Regions from separate parts of the Mus musculus genome. Here region 1 is linked to region 2. The links are chromatin loops, found by intact Hi-C in ENCODE. Cell type or tissue: heart. All regions are shown on one strand. Links, peaks and the distances in the headings refer to the core of each region. The heading gives the core; the rest is flanking DNA. Region 1 overlaps Homer2 (homer scaffolding protein 2). Region 2 holds the start of Homer2 (homer scaffolding protein 2).

Region 1 (8,888 bases), core at 2,888-5,387, 54 kb before region 2:
TCGAGGGTCGTAAAGTGGTAATAGCACGGCCTATAATATTACCTGTAGGAGTCTACCCCGAGGAACCATTCAAAAGGAAGCAGTAGGTATGAAAGGAACAACTGGGGATATCCACTACACGGGGAATGCTTAGCATCTATAACAGCAAGAAACTGAAGCCATCTTAACAAATTAAGATCATTACAGGCTCTTATAGTAACCACTGCATGGGCATTAAAATGTTAATTATGGAGACAGTGAGGTAACGGGAGACCTGTCTTTTTACTCATTTGCCATGATTTTAGGTGGAAAAGAAAGAGCAAGAAGATACATGATTATGCAGACTGTTCTGCAGCCCACGCTCCATTTGTTATGCAGGTCTGCGATAAGACAGCAGGGTTTGGGATACAGCTTCCGGAACCCTTCATCTTTCAAATGCACCAAACTGCTTTGGAATCAAACTAAGTGAGGATGTCAAAACTGTCTGGCAGGCCAGTACCTTGGCTCCATCCACACTGATGATCCGATAGCTGTTCCTGGTGACATCATAGAAGTAGGAAACCGTGACGGCCTGCTTGCTTGCCGGCACCCAGTTCTTCTTGGTGCTGGGGTCAATCTGGAAGACGTGCGCTCGCGTGGTGAAGATGGGCTGTTCTCTGCAACAGGACAGATGTGTGTGTGAAATGATGGGACTTGACCTAATGTATAATTTATGATTTCTAGGCCACCCACCGTCTCATACAATTTCAAGTAGCTTATTGGCAAAGATACATATGTATGAGAACAATTAAAATGAGGAGGAGGAAGAAGAGGGAGGGGGAGGAGAAAGAGGAGGAGGAGTAGGGGGAGGAGGAGGAGGGAGTGGAGGGGAAGGAGGAGGACAGTATCCCTGTGAGTGGTTTCTGCAGCCCACACTCCATTTAGCTGCACTACCTGGAGGCTGCTGGGCAACTGGCCTAATGAGCAATTTGCTTAAAATGAAATTCTTCGTTGAGAGTTTTTACATTGCTGTCAAGAGTTCTATTTTTTTCCTGACACCCTGTTGGCATTTGTGGGGGTGAGGGACTCTTTGGAACTAATTCATTTTAGAAAATTAAAAAATTTTATTTTGGGAGAATCTGCATTGATTTTAGGATTCTGTAACCCACTTGAAGCTTAATATTCAGTATTTCTCAGATTTGGGGAGCTGTTTTGAATGACAGGATTATTTTATAGCCTTGGAAGCATCGCCAGTTCGCTTTTGAAACCTGTAAGGACTATGCAGTTTAGAGAGGCTGTCAGGATTTCTGTAGACCCTCCGTCTAGTCTAATCTTTACCGAGTCTCCTTCCTGCTCTGACTGAACTCTCTTTCATCCCACATGCCTGTGAACACTTCCTCTGACTGCTAAAAAAATTAACCAAATTAACACATTATCTCTGTTTCTCTCTGTTTAGTAAAGAATTAATTAGGTCCTGACAATAGAGATTAATAACTAAGACAGGTTTTTAAATTATAATAGAATCCACTGCACAGTCATGCTTTGAGATATTTGCTTAACAAAGTAACAAAAAAAATTGAAACACAGACTCATCACAAAATCTGCTTTTTAAAAAAAGGCTTTGTAGGCAAACTCCAAAATTCTTCTAAGTTCAAAATAAGACAAAAACTGGGGAGGGGAGCCACCAGCATGCAAAAATAAAGTCACAAAAACACTATAGATTACTAAGTATTGATTAAAGATACAATTAAACCTAAAGGTTTGATTTTGGCTTAGTCAAATTAATTTTCAAAGTCCTGGCAATGTCAAAAGCGATGATAAAGAACAGGACACCTGAGTGGACACAGAAATTCAAAGGGCAGGGAACTCTCAAGTGGCTATGCTGTCAGTGAGGAGGGGTTGGGCAGGAGTCTCTGAGCTCTCTCCCATCCTGCCCCCCCCCCGACCCCCACCCCCACCCCCACCGCCTTCCCCCACACAGTGCCTGCAGAAGACTCATTACTGGAAACACAGCTCTCAGGGGGAAACTTTATTCTAGGAAAGCAATTTACTCGTTGAGCCTCGTACAAGGGATGTCAGATAATATCATGGATATTGGCATGGTGTTAGAGGAACTCAGGACCTCTGGAAGAGTCTGCGAAGAAGATAATGTCAATATTGCTGCTTCTAGAGCTGGTACTCCAGAGGAGCAGCTGGAGGCCGGCATCCCTGGGCCCTCTCTAGGCCCAGGGAGCAGGCAAAATACCAGTGGGAGTGTGGGTTACTCAGGCATTTCCATCAGTAAGTCTCAAGTTCACTCCCTGGCTTCACCCTAGATCCACACCCTTCCAGTGGCTGCATGACAGCTGTAGAAAGAAAAGGAAGATTCTTGCCACAGTGTTTCACATCTGTCGTCAAGAGTCCAAGCTGTGGAGTGCATATCCATGAATACCATGTGGGGAAGTCTGACGTCTGGATGGCCCAGCTGTGCCACTCACCAGCCAGCACTGTAGCTTTCTAATCATCTAAGTACAACACTGTAAAGGCATACGTTCTCAGGCAACGGCCTGCACATGTGAGAGAGGAGTTAGGTGAGCAGCTGTCGCCACAGAGAGCATGGGGGGACTAAATTATACTAAATCTCTGCTGTACTCTACCACAGCATTAACTGGCAGTCCGAGGGTCAGAGAAGAGCTCCTTTCAGGGATGGAGCCCCAGCTTTCAGACCTTCCCTCCTGCTCCCTCGCTGAGGAGGGGGATCTGGGACTGCTTACGTGCGCGCGCGCGCGCACACACACACACACACACACACACACTCGTGCACAAGAGCGCAAGGCGTGGACGAGGGTTTGCTAAACCTTCATGATAGCAATTAGCCAAGATTACTAAAATTACTAGCTCCCAAGCCTGTCCTAGCCCCTGGCACCTGACTCTCTAGTGAAAGGGCCTGGGGCCTCTTTGATAGGAGTTCTAGGTGCCTGGGGAAGTCCTGCCCTTAGACATTACCCAAGGATTCAGAAAACAACAGGGTCCCCACAGCCAGTGTCTCTCATCTAGGATGACACGGTTGACAGTGACTCAATCTACTCCTGAAAAGTCTCCTACAGCTCTGGGGGTCAACAGTGGAACCAAGGACTGGTTCCATGGATGCAAAGGGTGAGGAAAGGGCTGAGGGGAGGCGGAGGTTCTCTGGTCAGAGAGCAGAGGCAGTGTTCTCATCAGGGAGGAGGGAGGGAAGGTAGCGAGTCTGCTGTGTTCCAGCAATGACTTTCTGTATGTGCTGTGACCTTAAGACCTGTAGGAGTGAGGACACGAGGCAGTCAAAGGGAAGAAGACTGGAAGGCAAGGTAAGATGGCAGAGCTTTGTGACTTAGAATATGGCCAAAGTGGCCTGCTGTCTGCTTGGCATGACTTGGCAAAGAGAACCCTCAGACAAGAGGCTGCCATCTCCAACTTGGCCTTCTCAGCTCTGGAATCTGAAAACCTTGAGTTGCCTCCAGGACCTCAACCTGGAGTTGGGGGGGAGGGGGTACAGCAGGCTCATCTGGCCATAGCCCAGTCACCAGAGCCAGGCTTTCTACAGGGAGAGGCCTAGGACGGGCACTGCTGGGACTTCCATCACATCCATCCTGAAACTGATCACTATACCAAAAAGCCAAGGCCCTGCTGAGGCTACAGAGCTACCTCCCTTGGTCCTGAGAGCCCAGCAAACAAAGATGGTGATGAGGAACGGGGTTTAGGGGGTGGGGATGGAGATGGGACTGGAGAGGACCTGGACCTGCACAGCCATTCTGATAGCAGTTCAGTGCCCACCCAGCAAGTCACCCACAGGACTGGGATTTCCACATGAATAACCCAATCTGAGAGCACTGGGGAGTTTCAAGCTATTCTTCTGATATTCAAAAAGTCTAATGTTATTTCAAGAAGAAGGAAAAAAAAAAAGACCAGGATGAAAAGAACAGCCAGGCGCTGACATTTACCAACTGCTTAGCATTCTGCATATGGGATTTCTCATTTAAGATCACAATAATCCTGTAGAGCAAGTGCTGTACAGGTGGGAGAGAGAGGCTCTGAATGGCCAGGAGGCCTGCCTGGGTCACACAGTGAGTGGCATATCTGAGAACTTTAACTCTCTCTTAACCATGTAACACAGCAGCTGTGTGTAGTATACAGGCTCTCACGTGGCTCCCGATGTCATCTCCCCCTGAAGGTGAGACTTACTTTGTTGTTTGGCCTTGTTTGTTTGATTAAGAGATATTGATTGGGGTCCAGGGCTGTTTTTTTTAGGCAGTTCGTCCCCAGGGACCCCAATCTGTGATTCTCCTCCTTCAGCCTCCTGCATAGGATTATCACTACTTAGTCTGACACTTAACCAACAGAATACGGCAAAGGTCACAGGTTGTCATGCGTGTGACTTGTTTCCAGCTGACTCTCCCTTGTCGGCTTTCAGGAACATTAAGAGTCCTGAATTAAGGCACTCCCGTATCCCCATTATCCCCAGGGGCCAACATTCTACCAACAACCATGTGAATTACAAACCAGATCCTTCTGCCATCAAGCCTTCCTGTGAGACTCCAGCCCCTACCTGATCACAGTACCTGACACAGGACTGCATCCAGGTAAGGGGCATCCGGACTCCTGCCTTACAGAGATATGGCTTGAGCAGCTAACGTCGTAGTTTACTACAGTGAGCTAGCTAACTAATACACTGTCCTTCACAGGACGTCTGCAATGTCCTCATCAGCTCCTCCTCACAGCTGTGAGGGGACAGCGCTCTCCACACAGAGCTCAGGGTCCCAAGACCCTGCAGAGCAGCAAGAAGAACACAACTGGAGTGCTTTAAATTCAGAGAAACAGACCCCAACTCTGAGAGCTAATTTAGCCTCACCCGAGCAGGTTAAAGTGTTGTAAGTAGGACATCACTGTCAGGGCCTATATGTGTGCAAATCACACTAAGGAGAGTCTACAGAATGAGGGCTTCCCACCCAGGAGGCCACAGGCCCCTCCCATCAGGGACCATCGGAGGGGTGTGGATCAGAGAAACCACCTTCAAATCCAGTCTCATGCCTCTCTCCTTAGTGTGCGGTGCTCGGGGAGTATGTTTGAAATACACCCCATTCCTTCTCTGCAGCTTTAAATAGAAAGCAGATGTTTCCGGATGGCAAAATGCTTCCTCAGGCAGACAATATAACCTACTGTTCCCTTGCATAGTCTTTTAAAAGCTGAATAAACACCAATTGCTGCTCATTGAGCACATTTTGGAACCTGACAGTAATTGTCCCCAAGAATAATTAGACGCTCTGTGCAACATATGTACATTTGAAACATGCAACCCCCTCGGCAGAGCTACCACTTCGGCTTTGAACGATTTCTGGCTGCGTGTGAAGTAATTCTGCAAAGAACTGGCATGCCTACTTTTTTTTTTTTTCTTCTTCCAGAAAAGAAAGAAAAATGAGGTTTTAACTTGTCATAATCTTTCACTTGCTCAGTGCCTGGCTGTTTTCTGACATAAATCTATAAAGCCTCATGGCTCTTATTTTCCTGCCTCTATTTAATTTGAATTGCAAAAAATAATTCGGAAATTATTTGAGCAGCTATTTAAACATCTCAAAGGCTCATAACATTCCCCGTTTAGTCTTGACTCTTGAGCCCCTTCAAATAAGCATCCATGCAGTACTTAAAGGAGAGATTCCCCAGGCTAGATGGTAAGGTCTTACCTGGCCAGCAACATAGGTTTCTCTGTTCTACCCCTCATAGGACCAGCTCCAGGCTTTGGGAACACTCACAGGCTCCAGACTACCTACCTTGCTCTACCAGTTCGTGTGTGTGTGTGTGTGTGTGTGTGTGTGTGTGTGTGTGTGTGTTTGTGTACACATGCAAATGTGTGTGTGTGTATTGCTTTAAAAGTCAAAGAACAACCACAGGTACTTCCCACCTTTTGTTTGACACAAGAGTCACCACATAGGCCAGGCTAGGTAGCCAGGCAATAGGTAGGGCTCTGCCTGTCTCTGCTTGCCTCCCACCTCACCGTTGCTGGGGTTACAGGAGCATGCCACCAAGCATGGCTTTTACATTGGTTCAGGATGTAAAGACAGGGCCCTCAAGCTTGTGTGGCAAGAATGCCATCTCCCCAGTCCCTTGGCTCTTTCATTTAGGACTTCTGTTGTTTGGGACTACTGCGGGTCACTCAGGGCCACACACACACTAGGCGAGCATTCTACAACTAACTTAGCCCCAGTCCTTCTTCCAGCACTCATGTCCATGCCAACACAGGGACCATTTGGGGACCTAAAATTCCTCTCTCTGCTGGCTGTAAGTCCTACCATGGCATTTCATGAAGTCTCATGTGTAATCCACTTTTATTTTGTTTGCTTTGCTTTCATAGTTCCTAAGGCCTTGTAAATGTACATTACCAGGTCATACTCCTCACTCTCTCTGAGGATACCAAGCAAGGGCCAGAAACGTTGCTTACCTGGCCTCTAGCCAGCATTCCAGATGGCTAACAGGCCTCTTGCCGGTAAGGCCAAATACCCAGAGCCCAGATGGAGCGCTACCAGGGGCAGAGGAACACAGACAGAGATTCTTACATATTCTATCAAGCAGAAAATCTAATTCACACGTACACTGGCGTTCTACTCTCATGCAAAATCCAAATAGTATGGTTACCCCTATTTGCAAAATGACTGCACACGTGAACAGTAAAATTCAGTAAGGTGGTGAGGTACAAAATCACTATTAAAAAATAAACCAATGAGCACAGATAACCAGATAGAAATTACAATGAATTTTTTTTTTGTTTTTTTTGTTTTGTTTTGAGACAGGGTTTCTCTGTGTAGCCCTGGCTGTCCTGGAACTCACTCTGTAGACTAGGCTGGCCTCGAACTCAGAAATCCACCTGCCTCTGCCTCCCAAGTGCTGGGATTAAAGGTAAACTGGTCGTGGTGCTGCACACCTTTAATCCCAGCACTTGGGAGGCAGAGGCAGGTGGATTTCTGAGTTCGAGGCCAGCCTGGTCTACAGAGTGAGTTCCAGAACAGCCAGGGCTACACAGAGAAACCCTGTCTTGAAAAAATCAAAACAAAACAGAACAAAAAAAGAAGTATGCAAAAAAAAACTATATTAAAAAATAAAACTTCCACCAAAAATAAAAATAATAAAAAATGTAAAATCTTCAAAGGTACATTGAAGAAATCATTAATAAATATGACATACCCCATTCTCACATAAGAAAATCAATATGAAGATGTCAATTGCCTCTAAATTAATATGTAAGTAATATAATGAAAATATCAGCAGGATTATTTTTAGAACTAGACAAGGTCATGTGTATAGAAAACTCATTATGTGAATAAGACCAAAAACTAAAAAGTCTGAAAATGAAGAGCAATGGGAGAGACTTAGCTGTATCAGATGCTGAAATGTATTATTATAAAGTTAACAGCAAACAAAAGTGAAGTGCCAGCAAATATGCAGACACATGCAAGGGCAAGAACAAATTCTATACATAGAAGCCTAAAAAATGGTGGGCATGATACAAGCACTTCTGCCCATTTTCAGGGACAAAGGATTATTCTTGTTCCAAGAATGCACAAGTACTTGTCGGACTTGACCCCACCAAGCCTGAACCTGAAGCCCGCCTCCCTGCCCCATCGGAGCCCCTTCTGGTGGACCACAGCTGCCTTGCTGGGTTAAATTATTCTGACTACATACTACCAGACAGCTAATTATCGCACCTCATAAATCAGAGGCCTCGGAGTAAAAGCATTTGTCATAAATTCTCCTCATCCACCGACAGGGGATTTCCCTTTAGGTCACATTTACACCAGAGAGTAGAAGAGACAAGTGCCCCCAATGAAGATGACAGACTTGATTAATGATGCTACGTATTCCTCAGAGTGTCCAGCAGTTTGTAAAGAGCATTCAGCACACGTCCTCCTATTGAGGTATAGGTCTAATTAAGTTCCATAGGCCAGGGGTTGCCCCGTGCCCAGGCACTGTGAATGGATGGCCAGTAGTAGAGAAACGAGCCAGGAAAGCCAGCATTTCCATGGGTGACTGTAAAGCTTCTCTGAGGATACAAAGTAACAAAGACCTTATAGGGAGGGCGAGAAGGTGAGGAAAGGCTGAGGCTTCATCACCGACAGAGACTGGCAAGAACTCATTACAATGCAGTTTTAGGTTCAAATGGCACCTCTCCATACTTGCTTCCTCCAAACACATCCCCTCACCCCTAGACAGAGGTCTGGGTCTTATTCACTAGGACCCCTGGGCAGCTACAGAAGGGGTACCCGCAGATGAAGCCAAGATGTTGTAGAACACAACAGCTGTGGATCCTGAACACCATGCTAAGGAAATCAGTCTTTATCTCAGGGCCAGCATCTGTCCACTGTGCTCCATGGAAATTTTTATCAAAGCAATTTTCTCTTCCAAATGCATTTCTAAAAAATACATATGTAGGATAAATGTTAAATGGATTTAGATATTTGTTCCCATAATTATGTAATTGGAATTTTAAGAAGTGGCATTCTCTACCCAATCCTGCTGGGAAATCGCATGGATGCTATGTGATACATACATATAAGCTGCTCATGGGTATATAACCTGCACTTATAGACGACTTTAGGCATGCATGGGACATTCTATCCACTATGTACTGCCTACAGAAAGCACTTTAAGATTTCAGTACAGACTCATCATATTCTGTAGAAAGCATATTGAACATCTAAATCATTCTATTACAAAAACCATTCCAGGGCTGAGGATATGGCTAAAATGATGGCGTGCTTGCCAAGCACCCATGAAGTCCTGGCTTCAATCCCCAGTACTGAGTAAGATGGGTACGACTGGCACATGCCTGTAATCACAGTACTTAGGAAGTGGAGGCAGGAGGATCAGAAATTCTAGGTCATCTTTTGGCTACATGGTAAATGTAAGGCCAAGTTGGGTTATAT
Region 2 (8,888 bases), core at 4,123-6,622:
GCCTTTTCTGTTGGCCTTTTATAGATGGCAAGATGATTTATAGATCGGTGACAGCACCTGGCCTGAAAAATTAACTCACATCACAATAAAAACCAAATGGCTTAGCATTAAAACAAAACTGCATCCAAACCATCCCTCTCTCTTGGCCCTGTGACTCCCCACTTAAGGAAATCATATAGAAGGTCCAAAAAACATCACCCTTTTCCTCCTGGCACCTGAGCAAGGCTCCCACCATGCAGATAGTAACCCAATCAGAAAATATGTATGGCAGGCCTGTGAGGAAACTGTGCCACGAGTTGGGGTGCAATGGTGAAAAGGTGGGTCCCATCTTCCTGGAATAGTTAAGGATGATGGAGTATAAACAAGTCAACAAAGCCCAGGTAATCACAGCTGTGCTATGGCAAGGGCCTGCAGTCTACACAGGCGGGGCTCTGAGAGTCCTGGGAAGCAGTCCTCTTGGGGTGGTGGCCGGAAAGACTGATCCTGATGTCAGTGTATGAAGGAGGGCAGAAGATGTCTGCAAAGCCAGGGTACAAGGATTTCAGGCATCCAAGGCCCCAGGAATATGGATGAACACATTCCCAGTACTGCAGAGAATTCTATCAGATAGTGCTGAGCTAGGATGTGCTCTTGTACTGATGTAGAAAGGAAGAAAGTGGACCTTAGGAAAGGTGGGGAGAGGTGGGACGAAGGGGTCCTCCATAAAGGAGGCCAGGAATCTTCAGAATGTGGTAGGTGGCCCTGCAGAGTGACTGGTGACACTGGAGATAAGGTAGAAAGAAGCCCGAGCCTTTGTCCCATGAAGAGTGTTGAGACAGGAGAGTGACAAGATCTGATTTGCAATCTTAAAAGCTAGTCACTTGGCTCCTAGGAAAAGACTAGACTGGCAGTAACCCAGTGTGGAAGCTGGGGGTGGGTTGAAAAGTTTATTTTTCCAAGAGGAAGGCAGTGATGGGCAGGACTAGAGCCAGCACTGTGGTTACTGTGTGGAGTGAGCATGCTCCAGACCTATTTGAGAAGTAGAACTCACAGGGCCAATGACAGCCTAGATATGGGATTGGGGAGGCGGGAGGGGGTGGAGGTGGGTAGGGAGGTGGGGAGAACCAGGTATGACTCTTGGCAAATTATCAGAAGGGCAGTGGGGCCACTGACTGGGTGGGATGACAGAGGGAAGGTGAACTCCGGCAGCAACAGCAAGAACCCCAGAGATGGACGAACTAGAAGCACAGGCCTTTCTCAGAAATAAAAATGTAGGGTTGATGATATATAGGCAGTGATGTTTAAAGCCCTGTTGGTGATGAGGGTAAGTTGAGGAATTGGATAACATGACCTGGAAAAAGAGTGGTGACCCAGAAAGGGGACCAGGAGCAGCTCCTGAGCATAGCCACCACTGGGAGTCAGACAATGGAGCAACCAGTGGGAACACTGAGCCTCAGAACCAAGGGAAAGGAAAGGCAGATGGGTGTGATGTCAGAGGAGCTGAGAGGGGCTAAGAGGGGAGCTCGCAAGGAGAAGGGCAGGCCTCCAGTGAGGAACACCGAGGAGGGGTGGGAGAAGAGAGGGGCTGGCATCTAGAAGCTACTATGCTGGGGTGAAGGCAGAGGCCAGACTAGAGTATGGAGGACAAATGCACTATCTGTGAGATGTTGTCAGAGGGACAAGGAGATGGACCAGAAGCAGGACAGGTATGCAGGATCAGGAAGCGGAACAGCCACTAGCTACACGCTGCTACTCAAGTCACACCCTGAGTCACAGTAGGTGCATTAAAGTGCCCCGTAGCCTCAAGTGGCTGATAACTGACCTTAAGGCTACAGCACATTCCCAGTGCTGCAGAGAGTTCTATGGGACAGTGCCGAGCTAGAGTGTGCTTCTGACCTGATGCTGAGGGGAAGATAAGAAAGAAAGAAAGCAATCTTCCCAGAAGGTGAAAGGGTCTGGGCAGAGTCTACATCAGTAGAGAGCTGTCGGGCCATCAACAAACAGGCAGGAAAGAGTAACAGCTAATATATCCGACTTTGGCTACTTTGTGGGTTCTTCTTTCTTCCATCCTTCTCCATTCTTTTTCCACCTTTCAACCTCCTAACACTAGATAGGAGAGAAAAAAGGATGGAGGGGAAAGCGGGTAACATTATTGTTAGACTATTTCCTAATGGTTAGGGACATCAAGTTCCTTGGGGGCAAGTTTGATCTTCACCACCAGAATATCTAATTTCCTCTTGATGTTTCTTCTTTGCACATGACTACTTAACAACCTGCTACCAACCAACAACCCACACCCTCTTGGGGCTCTAGCATTTATACCCTCTGAAAAGTCCCCAAAATGCCAATAGTCAGACAATCGCAGAGACTATCTACTGCAGGCAAAATCACACCCCTGCCAGAGGACAAGGCAAATCACAATCAGCTGCTGTGGACAGTCTGAAGGAGCCCCGTATCCCACACCTGGGATTAAAACGAAAACATTCTTACAATATTTCTGTGTTTTGTAAAGAAACCAAAATTCTTACTATAAGCTTCCTTCTTGCTGTAGGAAGGGCAGGAAGATGGAGGGAGAGGTTCCTTTGGTCTGTAACTGCCACTTGGTCCAAGAAAGAGGAGCCAGAAGCATGGACAAAAAGGGCGAGCAACATCTGAAAGGAGCCAGTTGAAAACAGCTGCCTCAGGGAGGGAACGGGAGCAAACACTGGAGATAGCACATACTTAATGCAGAACACTTCGCAGAAGGAAAAGGGCAGTAGACACCTAAGGGGGAATAGAGCCTCACCAAAGAAAGGAAACCACTCAGGCAGTTGGTTTTTATTTCCTTAAACCCATGTCTCATCTGTCTACACTGCAGAGCCCTGAGGAGGTCTGACAAAACTCTAGCCAGGTCTGCCACAGGCTGCTTCTTGTTGGTGCTTCCCTCCCATGCTCATCCTGTACAACTCCCAGAAAGGATGGCAGTGGTTCTATCTTTTATTAAAATGGCTCCCTCCATCCACCTCCTCCGTCTAAACTATTTATCCAGCCTTTAGCCCCATCTCAGTTTATAACCATGGCTTGTACAGTCACATAAACTACAGAAGAAAATATATGGTAAAATGGCAGGGAGAGGTAAGAGCTACAAACCAGCCATTCGCTACAAGAAGTGAGTAATACCCATTTATTGAGTGATGTTAAAATGACATGAAAGACATGTGCTGCGTTTAAACAAAATGCCCAAGCTACTCCTCCCTGCTTTTACACAAACAAAAATTATTTTCTGGAATTTTCTTTGAGCTTTTATGAGTAAATGTTTTCATTCCCACAGACCTATTTTAACCCCAGAGTTTCAGTATTTGTTTCTGATTTGCAAGTAGGCTCACTGGTTTTGTGTCACCCGAGGGGGAGGGGCAGAGGAAGAGTTAAAATCACCAGGTCCTTTTACCTTCCACGTGTGCCAACTCCTTCCCAAAGCTTTTGTTTTTTAACTATGAAACCTGAGCGTCTCAAAGATTCCTTCTGCTCAAAGATGAGTTCTTTCATATCTGCTGAGAGATGGCTGAAAATGTTACAAAAATCTGCCTTCTGGGTAGGATGACTGTCTATCTCTGGCCTCCCAGTCGTCCAACATAAGTCTCTTGGATAGGCATCAATATTCCTAAGCAAACTTCCGATGGGCCCTCTGTCCCCCTTGTTCCATCTTGGCGTCCACAGCCATCTGCTCTCCTACCCGGAGCTCTACCTTGCTTGCCTCTGCTCCCTCCAAAACTCTACCAGCTCCACGGAGAAAGCCACTCCTGAGGCTTGTCTGGAGCTAAGCACAGTAAAGCCACTGCCCCATAGGGGCTGGTGGGGCCACCAGGGCGATCATGACTCTTCCCATGGCACCCATCCCCAAAGGGAAGCTAGTTCTCTAGACCACCTACACAGCAGAGGCCTCTGGGCCCCATGAAAGGCTGTTTGAAGAACACTGGGCTCAGCAGCAGAAGACAGACCTCTGATGTCCTTAACCATCCTCATGGCCAGTCAGGCAGTGGCCTAGCTTCTGCCGGTGAGCAACCACACACTAAGTATTCCCCTTTTACAAATGTATCAGCTGTTCAAGCTGGGAGAAGTCTCCCAACTAAACCGGCCTCAGTTTCCTCTTGTGGAGAGCAAGCACACAAACCATATCTCGCATAGAGACTGAAACACCATGAGTGTGCGCTCACATCGGCGAGCAGATGTAAAGAGTTACTGTGTTATTAGCACAGTGGCTCCTGACTCACAGCGCCTACTGCTCGGAGAGACGCCGAAGAGAAATCAATCCTGCTTTTAAAATTACTTTATATACTCAGGAGCATTAGTCACTTCAACTGAGTGCTCCAACTTCCCTCCCAAGCATCTGGAGCCTCACCTAGGTGCCTAACAGATTGTCGCATCTCAACGCTGCCTACAAGTCCACTATTCCTACGCTGAAGGGTTATTATTGGGTGTGTTTCCTTTCCAGGAAAACTTCGATTTCTATGTCGCTGGCTGTAAATGCAGCCGTGAAGAAAGGCAAACTGCTTTTCACACTCACAAACCCAGGCCCTGGAGTTGCTCGCGCTAGGGGCAAGGAGACCGCGGAATGGCCGAGGCGCCGAGACCAGCCCGGGTGCGGGTCCCCGCCAGGTGTCTCCGCGCCCGGCTGGCTGAGACGGGAAGGGCCGTGGGCTCCAGGCGCAAAGTCCGCGCCCAGGCCGGGGGCGCCCCGAGCTCCCGCCGCAGCACGCGACCGGCGGCCCGTAGCCCCTCGCGGGCGCTCCGCGAGCTCACTCACCCCATCTCCGGCGCTGCTCGTGCGGCCGCTCCGACGGGGCCCCTGGCGTTCGCTCTCCGCCCGCTCGGCAGCTGCTCCCCGCGCGGCACATGCGGCGGCCCGAGTGCGCCCGGCTCAGCCCCGGCGCCGTTCCATTCCGCCGGCTGCGCGGCTGCTCTGCCGGTGTCGGGGCCGCCGCCAGGCGCGGGCGGGCGGGAGGGCGGGGGCTGGGCGGCCGGGGGCTGGGCGGCCGCGCTCGGGCGGAGCCGCCGGTCCCTCCCGCCCGCTCCTTACGTAACCTCGTGGCCCCCGGGCCGCCGCCGCCCGCCTGGAGCTGGGGGCGCGGCAGCGTGTGCAGCGTCCCCCGCGCTGCCGCGCAGTCGCCGCTTCTTCCAGCAGCCCCCTCCTCTCCTGTGTCGACCCCGCACCCGCGCGCCCTGCCAAGCTTGGCGCCGCGCCTCGGACGGGATGTCCCACCTGCTGGACTTGAAGTCGCAGCTGGCAGGGACTTTTTGGCCACCTTTAGTTTGCAGATGAGGGAACCGAAGCCCCCCAGGGAGGAGAAATGATGTGACCAAGGTCACAGTCTCAGATTAGATCTCACGTCTCCAGAGTCTGAGATGGGCAGGACCACGATTTGCTCCCCACCCCATTTAATGCCCACCTTCGTCTTCCTGCCCACCTGTCTGGCTGAGTGGCCTTAAAATCCTGGAGGGTAAGATGGCAAGGAGGATTCTGTAGCCCAAAGCAGGTTCCCTGAACTCTTCCCTGGGTAAAGACAGAAACGCACACCCTCAGCATAGCGAGTTGGCAAAATTTGAGAGGCTTCCTTAAGCTTGGCTATGATTCCCTACCAAAGGCCAGCACTGGAGCCAACCTAACCATCACCCCACACTGGGCCTTCCACGGGATTGTCTTCGGCTGAGCACACATTGCCCACACAAGCCTGGCATCTCTGGACAGACAGGGACTGGGAGGAGAAGGCAAGGACAAGCAACTGGAATAGGGCCACCACCGTGCCCCTGCCCTCATTTCCCTTCAGGCCACTGTGACTAGCTACCTAGCTCCTTCACCTCACAAGAGCACCCACCCCATTTCTAAACGGTGGTCAGTAATTTCTGAAATACAAGTTGATCTGAGGCTCCCCTCCCACTGTCCTTGGGATGAGCCTGGCCAGTCCACTACCACCTCCAGCCCTCTCACTTTGCCCTTGCTCGCCGCACTCCAGCCAGCTGGCCATTCTCTCAGCCTACCCACGTGCTCTTCTTTCTGTCTGGGAAGATTTTTTTCCCCTTCATTCCTACATGTGCTTCAGATCACTGTTACACTGTCGCGTCCCTTAGGGGCTTAACCGAAGGCCGTGGATGGCATTGTTCCGGTCCATTTTTCTTCCTTGCACTTACTGTTAGTAGTATCTCGTGTAAAATTATTGGTTTAATATTCCAGACACACCTGCAAACTCTTAGAAAGATGTGGCTTTTTGCCCATAATTGTAACCTCTACTACCTACAATGGGAATTCAAAGTCTTCCACCAATATTTGTTGAATGAATAAGTAAACAGACCAAGCCCTATCTATACAAAATTGGTCAGGATCTGTGCACACAGGTGACTCTGTTTAGAGCCAAGACTAATGAACAGTCAGCCCCAGAGGAAGTTCTTCTAACACAAGCTGAATTCCAAAGACCAGGGCTGTGCCAAGGTGCTGAAGGGAAGGGGTCACTGGTAAAGTCCCAGAAAGAAGCCAGAAGTAGGAGGATCAAAAGCAGGAGCCAGCAAATGTGTGTTAGGGGTATGGAAAACAAGACTCTGAGCAAAGGAGCCCAGTGGTGTTCAAGCCCTGGCTGGGAGGTCCATCTCTTTGCTCCTCAGATAGACAGGGTGCACCCACATCACCTTGGCAGGATGCAATGAGGCCAAGCAGGTGGGGTGGTGAATCGCAGCCAGTGCTCTGTGGTTAAATTGGCTGTCCTCTGTGTAGAAGGCTCTGAGGGAAGAGAGAGAGGAAGGGTGGATCAAACTCAAGGTCTGGGAAGGGATGTGCTTTCTTCACCTTCTCCAAGCTACTCTAGGAAGAGGGGTGTGGAGAAAGTGGACTCTGCTACTCTTCTCCTCTCCTTCAACCCAAGGCTTCCCGGGCAGTTCTCTCTGATGGCTCCCTACTCCGTCTCATTTTCTCGAGTCATCTTCACTGCACTCTCTCATCATCTTGGACTCTTCCCAAGAGATGGGCATTCACTTCCCAGTTAGAGGTCTTGCTGGCAAACACTTACTGTGGAGCATCACTCCTCCCTGTGATCAATACCCTAGTTGACAATGGAGAAGGCTGAAAGGAAGAGACTCTGTGCCCGTGGCTAAGGCCAGGCTAGAGAGAGTCTACATAGGCCAGTTAGCTGGGTATAAAAGGTGCCGGTGGTGAGGACAAAGCTGAGAAAGAAAGACCGTGGTCTTGGAGAAAACAGGGGAGAGTGTGATCTGAGCCTAATAGATGAACTAGTCCTGGAGAAGGGAAGAGGTTTTGCCTCAGGCAGGAAAGGCTGGGGCAAGATTTACCTGGAGAGCCTCTGAGGAAGCAAGGACACCTAGTGAGCATGCAGGAGAGAACAGATAGGAGAGAAGTAAAATTAGAAACAGAAGAATTGGGGCTAGAGAGATGGCTCAACCATTAAGAGCTCTGACTGCTCTTCTGACGTTCCTGAGTTCAAATCTCAGCAACCACATGGTGGCTTACAATCATCTGATAATGAGATCTGACACACTCTTCTGGTACTGTCTAAAGACAGCTACAGTGTACTTAGATATAATAATAAATACAGAGTTGAGCAGGCTCAACTGAATTCAAATTCCAGCAGCCACATGATGGCTCACAACCATCATCAGTACAGCTACAGTGTACTCACATACATAAAACTAAATAAATCTTAAAAAAAGAAAAAGAAAAGAAAAGAAACAGAAGAATTACAGCCAAACACTAGGCAGAGCCAGGGGAACCCCATAAGAAGACAGGGAGAAAGGATTGTGGGAGCCAGAAGGGTCAAAGATATCAGGAGAACACAGCCCACAGAATCAACTAAGCAAGGTTCATGGAGCTCACAGACACTGAAGGGACAATCAGATCCTGTATGAGTCTGAACTAGGGTCTCTGCATATATGTTATAATTGTGTAGCTTGGTGTTCTTGTAGGACTCCTAACAGTGTGTGGGGGGGTGTCTTTTGCCTGCTCTTGGGACCCTTATCCTCCTACTGGGTTGCCTCATCCAGCCTTGATATAAGGGTTTGTGCTCAGTCCTATTTTACCTTGCTTTGCTGTGTTCGGTTGATATCCCTACTCCTAGGGATATTCTTTTTCTGAAGAAAAATGGAGAAAGGGTGGTTCTCGGGGAGAGGAGAGGTCAGGAGGAATGGAGGAATGGAGGGAATGGAAACTGTAAGAGTAATAAGAAAAAAAAACCATAAACATAGGAGTTGGGAAAAAATTTTAAAAACAGAGTGTTAGACAAAGCTGTAGTTGGAAATAGGGCGAGTGCTGCTTCTGAAGGCTGGAGGCCACACTCTGACCACCATAAGCTCAGGGACTCAGAACATTTGTCATTCTGTGCGGGTATCAGATCTGGTGATCACTGGGCACAGACCTTGGGCTGAGGATTCTGCGTCCTAACTGGACCAGATCAGATAACCTTGAAGAGCTTGTCAGCAAGCTATAGCCAAGTCAGTAAAGTAAGGAAATGAAGGGACGGCTGCAGCTCAGTGGCAGCATGCTTGCCTGCATCCCCAAAGCCCTGAGCTCCACTACTAGTGTCACAACAAATGGAAACAGAGCAGCTCCCTCGTGCCTACTAGCTCGCCAGAGACTCCTGGGCAAAGAAGCACCATGCAGACTCTGTGCCTAGCAAGCTAGTAGTACTCCATAACTTGCTGGCTTCTTGCTCTCAAGGGCTAGCTTCTGGAGATGCGAGGCAGGAAAAAGGTAAGTTGAGCCTCTGAGACATCTTTAAAGTTATGACTACTACTAGTTGTAGTAGTAGCAGTAGCGGTAGTAGAAGTACTTATTGTGTGTGCATGCTTTGTTCAAGTGCAGATATTCATGCTATGGTGCACATGGTGTAGACAGCTTTAGGAAGTCCTTCCCTTCTGCTGTGAGTTCTGGG

What was found. A loop is a pair of places that touch in the nucleus more often than their neighbours do. Peaks named below come from ENCODE experiments on the same cell type or tissue, not always from the same donor. Only the 100,000 strongest peaks of a DNase experiment are listed, where the experiment ranks them.
Region 1: it touches region 2 in a loop (5-fold over the local background); 10 of 42 quality-filtered maps call a loop at or near these places.

What each region holds. Positions count from the first base shown.
Region 1 is chr7:81,649,076-81,657,963 of GRCm38, forward strand. It overlaps Homer2 (homer scaffolding protein 2), which reads right to left. Exons shown (of 9, transcript NM_001164086.1): 2 at 479-635. Among named protein-coding and RNA genes, the nearest start is that of Gm51279, 40 kb to the left of the region's middle. In heart, for the core only: no CTCF peak of the experiment used is centred there; no DNase peak of the experiment used is centred there; H3K4me3 peaks cover 804 bases; H3K27ac peaks cover 1,651 bases.
Region 2 is chr7:81,701,997-81,710,884 of GRCm38, forward strand. It overlaps Homer2 (homer scaffolding protein 2), which reads right to left and starts at 4,929. Exons shown (of 9, transcript NM_001164086.1): 1 at 4,763-4,929. The coding sequence starts at 4,767. Gm32579 (a long non-coding RNA gene) reads right to left here. Exons shown (of 2, transcript XR_391652.2): 2 at 6,156-6,727. In heart, for the core only: no CTCF peak of the experiment used is centred there; DNase peaks (open chromatin) are centred at 5,175, 5,655 and 5,955; H3K4me3 peaks cover 1,618 bases; H3K27ac peaks cover 1,626 bases; H3K27me3 peaks cover 939 bases.